Regions from separate parts of the Mus musculus genome. Here region 1 is linked to region 2. The links are chromatin loops, found by intact Hi-C in ENCODE. Cell type or tissue: left cerebral cortex. All regions are shown on one strand.

Region 1 (2,500 bases), 170 kb before region 2:
CATCCATCCATCCATCCATCCATCCATCCGTCTGTCCATCCACCCATCCATTTTCCCACATCTATACTCTTTCTTCCTTCTGCTTGATCTCGGATCTCATGGCACCAGCCCCCTGCTCCATCCAGCTGGCTTTGAGTTAAACAACCATTCCCCCTCTGTCCAGTTGTCAGAATGCCCCTGGTAAGTCTGTACCTCACCCCACCCCCATTCTAGAGACAGGCCCACAAGTCCCATTAGGCACAGGTACCTTATACAATGTGGACTGTCTACTCTTCCCAGCAGGAAGGCCATGGTGGCCTCTACTTGGCTGAAGAGGACCTTCTGGAATCTTGCCCTAAAATAGCCCACAGTGCTACCTCATTTCCTGACTAAGTGGTCAGCTCCAAACACAACTCATCTTATCTGGTTCCATCTGGGAAAAAGCCTGCCAGGCCGGCACCAGCAGTTCTTCTGGGAAATCACCTATCCTGGCTAAAATTCACCGAGCTGCAGGATGTGAAAGGCCTGGAGACAAAGAGCAGAGCTTGGGCCTTTCACTGAGTACTCCACAACCCAGTGAGCTGTTTCTCTCTAGCTTCACTTTTTAATCTCAAGCAACCTTGCTAGGTCCTAAGGGAAGCCCCTTGTCCTTCACCCCACTCAAGATTGCCTTGAGGGGTCTCCTTGCCTCCACTTCCTGGGAGCCCATAGTTGTGCCTGGCAGATCTAGATGGGAATCCAGTCTACAGGGCTGGGGCTGGCTAGGGCCAAGGGAGGTGGGGGCACTGCAAGCTAATATGGAACATCCACACCCCCCACCATTACAGCCCTCAATACAGTCTAGGCCAAAACTTCATCTTGCAGGAGAAAGCCTTAGAGAGGCAGCCTGTACAGGAGGCCCTGTCCTGCCAGGCTGCCTAGGTGCTGGCAGGTCCACCCAAAGGGCAGTAGAGCCCCACCCACCATGAGACTTGGAGTTAAATAAATAAATAAATAAATCAGAAAATGGGATGGTCTCAGATGCCAAGAGGTGTAGTTAACCTAGGAGGAAGTTGACTTTAATGAGGAAATCCCTTAGTGCAGCTGAAACTATGCTTGGAATGACAAATGAGCCCGGGGGGGGGGGCGGGGGTGGAGGGGGCTTGGAGGAAGTGCTCTGAAAAGGACACCCTCCTGGCCAGGTTTCCCTTGTATATCGGGCTTATCTGCAGGAAACTGCTCCAGAGGCTGAATCCGCTGAGCAGGCCTGTGAGTCATGCCTGCTCACAACCCAGGCACAGCCTCCATGATAGCGACACAGTAGCATCTCTAAGGGACATGCTCCCAGGGCAGTAGCCACAGCTCTCCTAGCCCAGAGTAAGAGAGAGTTCCCTCTGAGGATTCCTGGGCATACACCTGTGAGGCCCAGCCTAGCTCAGTTGTGGACTGGGAGTTGAGTATGTGTGTGATTTGCACAATGGTGGAGACAGGATTGTCAGGTTCAAAGGCCAGCTGGTACCTCGTGCAGTCATTGGAAGCTTCCATATGCTCTGTCTGTTTTCCTGCAGGGGTATAGCCCACAGCCCCCAACACAGGATGAAAGGGCTATTTTTGGAGGCCAACTTTTGGTGCTAGGGCTCCCATCACCCGATGGCCTCCTGGCCTCCTTCTCCGGTGGGAAGAGCCATCGGAAATGCCTGACTTCTGGTTCTGCCTCTGTTGGCAGGCGCGGCTAGGGACAGGGCCTCCAGGGTTGGGCAGCCAACAAAGGAGACTACACAGCAGTCTTTAAGTTACCCATGCCTCCCCTAAAGTTCAGGGATGTTTTTGTGGCTGGATGGCATGGTCCCAAAATTAGGCCAACACATCCAGCACCTTCTTGAATGGTCCCACGACAGGCTTCATGGGTCACCATGGTCACCAGCCCAGTGTCTCTTGAAGTTTCCAATGATACTGGATGCTCAGGGGTATAGTGTAGCCATTTCAGAGCTCAACAAAAGATGGTTGAGGATAGCAGAGAATAGTCCTGTATGCACACACATGTGCATGTCTATACCTACACACATCCACATGGATAAGATTCGTGCATGCACATGTGTGCCCACACACATCCACATGGGGTCTAGAGGCCAATTCTCAGTGTCTTCCTTCACTGCCTCCCACCCTACTTGGGACACTCACTGAAGCAGGAGCTTCACAATTGGCCAGGCTGGTTGGCCAACAGACCTCAGGGATCCTTCTTTCTTTGTCTCTCAGCCCTGGGATTTTGTGTGCCACACCATCCCTGGGGATCAGAGCTTAGGTCTTCATGATTACTTAGTAAGCACCACTAACTGAGCTATTTCCACAGCCCTCAGATTCCTTTTTGATGTAATTTAAAATAGAATGCAGTCTCCATTCCCCAGTCCTCAGGCCTTCATGCATTCCATCCCCAGCACCCAGGCCCCAGAAGTCAGATGGTAAGGTAAGGTGGAGAGCCACAGGGCTGGGGTGGAGGGGGATTTCCCACTTCCCCTCCCAGCTCCATATTTAGAATTTCCAC
Region 2 (2,500 bases):
TATCTCCTTCCTCCTGCCAGCTAGCTTCCATCCATCTTCCTTCTTCTCCTGCTCCTCTCCCTCCTCGTCTTATCTTCTTTCCTCCATCTTCTTCTTCCTCCTCCCTCCCTCCCTCCCTCCCCTCTATTCTCTTACACTCTACATGTGTCTCCTGTAATTATTTCAGGGTTCCCTCCTGAATCTAAGGGACACCTAGTCAAATACTCTCCCTGCAACTCTGTCGGACCCCCTAACCCTTTCTCACACCACTGCAGTAGTCCAGCCCCCTCATCAGCCAATCACCCTCATGGCTCCCAGTACTAATTCTCAATCCAGACCTAAGGCACTTGTCTCCTGCTCCCCAGCCTCTAAGTCCCTGATAGCTCTCTCCTGCCTGCGTGTGCACTACTGTTCAAACTCCTAGGCAACCATCAAATCCCTCACAGTTTGGATCCAACCCGCCTTGGTATTGTATATCTCTCACCTCTCCTCCATGCATGCAGTGTTAAGATCAGCATGCCCAAGCTCTGGGAAACAGATGAATTCCCTGGGAAGCTGGTTGGCTGTGTTTCTGAGCCTCAGCTTTGGAGAGTCAAAGCCACAGGATGGCCAGGACTCTGCCCAGGTGATCTTTGTCGTGGTGGTGGTGGTGAGTTATCTAAGATTCCCTGCTGAGGGTCACTTCTTGATCTAGTCCTCTGGTTTTCAGGCTTTGCTTACCCTGCATATTTGACCCGGGGCATCAGTCCCTCACCCATCTGCCTCTCAGAACTGTAGTCCTCCCTCTCCCTCCCTCTGTGGGTGTGCTTCCCTGGCACCCTGCTGTTGTGTACAGCCCAAGACTCTCCTCCCATATGGTAGCTGTTTCCCCACATGGAGTTCTCCATTCGGTACAGTATGGAGCCACTGTGGGCAGGGACTATCCCAGCTTCCCAGTGCGCAGGGCTGAGTCTGCACAGGGGCCAGCACATGTTGTTGCTTGCTAATGGAGAAAGAGCCCCCATCAGCTGCTGGCAGGCAGAGGCCCCCAAGCCTTTCCTGACACCCGCACCCAGCAGTCGGGGGGATCCCTAGGCAAGCACAGCTGGCTTAAAAAGGAAGCACACAGTTTCAAAGCTCCCTCCACTTTATTTTTAGAACCTGTGACTCATTCCCAGGACCAGCACTGGAGGCCAAGCAAGGAAGATGCCTGAAGTCTGGGGCCCAAACTGGGCTGAGATTTCAGGCTGTGACTTCCTACCAGTGCTGAGATCTGTACTGTCCACACTGTCATTGGTGGTGGTACTTGAAACAGAACAGAGGAAAACCAGCACCCCCTGCCTGTATGCCCACAGTGGCTGCTGCAGCTCCAAAGGCTCCTGCTTTTCTTCCCTTGCTCTGTGTGACTCTTATACAGTATTGGGCCAGAAAGAGGGTTCATTAGGCAAAGGCACCTGCCACCAAGCCTGAAGACCTGAGTTCAATCCCTAGGACCTATGAAGTAGAAGGAGAGAATCAACTCCAGCAAGTTGTTCTCTGACACACACACACACACACACACACACACACACACACACACACACACACACACACAAATAAATAAATGTAACAAATAGGGTCTTTGATGCTGCCTCCTCTAGCTATAGTTTGAGACAGCTGAAGTGTGCCCCCTAAAGGTTCATGTTCTTGGTCCCCAGTGTGAAAAGGTTGCCACATTGTGGGACCTTTAAGAGGAGAGGCCTAGCCAGGCGTGGTGGCGCATGCCTTTAATCCCAACACTCAAGAGGCAGAGGCAGGCGGATTTCTGAGTTTGAGGCCAGCCTGGTCTACAAAGTGAGTTCCAGGACAGCTAGGGTTATACAGAGAAACCCTGTCTTGAAAACAAACAAACAAACAAACAAAAAAAGCGGAGTGGCCTAATGAGAAGGTATTAGGTCATTGGGAGTCCCTCCTCCAATGAGATTAAGTTTCCCAAAGGAGCCCAGTTAGTTCCCAAGGGAAATTGTTAACAAAGAACAAGGCTGACCCCTGCCCTCTGGTCCGCTTCCACGTACTATGGGATCTCCCCACTTGTACACTCCAGACATTTCAGTCATCCTTTATGACAGTGTCATTAAAGCCAAGCAGATGTCTGTGCTGTGCTCTGGAACCTCTGTAGTTGTTCACAAAATAGACCTCTTTCCTTCATAAAGTCCCCGGCCTTGGGTGTTCCATTATAATCACTGAAGGGAGACTAGGATGCTGTGCATATGGTTTGTCTCTATTTAGATGGGTCTGTCTGTTTAACTAAAATCTGTTATTGTCATTTGAAGTCATGTTTGTTTGCTTGTATTCCATTTTCCAAGAAAAGTCATCCAGTCAACTATAAAGTTGACTGCCTCTGCCTCCCAAGTGCTGGGATTAAAGGAATGTGCCATATGGCTGGCTCCTGGACTTTATTAAAAGAAAGGGAGCTGAAGACAGTGCCAACATTCATGCGGGCTACACATTCCTCTCTTCAGTCACAGTTTGAGCAGCTGCCACACCTTCCCTGCCCTGGTGG

The links. Hi-C counts contacts between places; a loop is a spot of excess contacts. Peaks named below come from ENCODE experiments on the same cell type or tissue, not always from the same donor. Only the 100,000 strongest peaks of a DNase experiment are listed, where the experiment ranks them.
Region 1: it touches region 2 in a loop (7-fold over the local background); 3 of 42 quality-filtered maps call a loop at or near these places.

What each region holds. Positions count from the first base shown.
Region 1 is chr7:145,024,463-145,026,962 of GRCm38, forward strand. No RefSeq gene overlaps it. Among named protein-coding and RNA genes, the nearest start is that of Gm46023, 43 kb to the right of the region's middle. In left cerebral cortex, no CTCF peak of the experiment used is centred here; a DNase peak (open chromatin) is centred at 1,249.
Region 2 is chr7:145,197,441-145,199,940 of GRCm38, forward strand. It overlaps a transcript of Tpcn2 not described here. Among named protein-coding and RNA genes, the nearest start is that of Smim38, 9.4 kb to the right of the region's middle. In left cerebral cortex, a CTCF peak has its summit at 1,305; DNase peaks (open chromatin) are centred at 499, 886, 1,091, 2,172 and 1 more place; H3K27ac peaks cover 1,915 bases.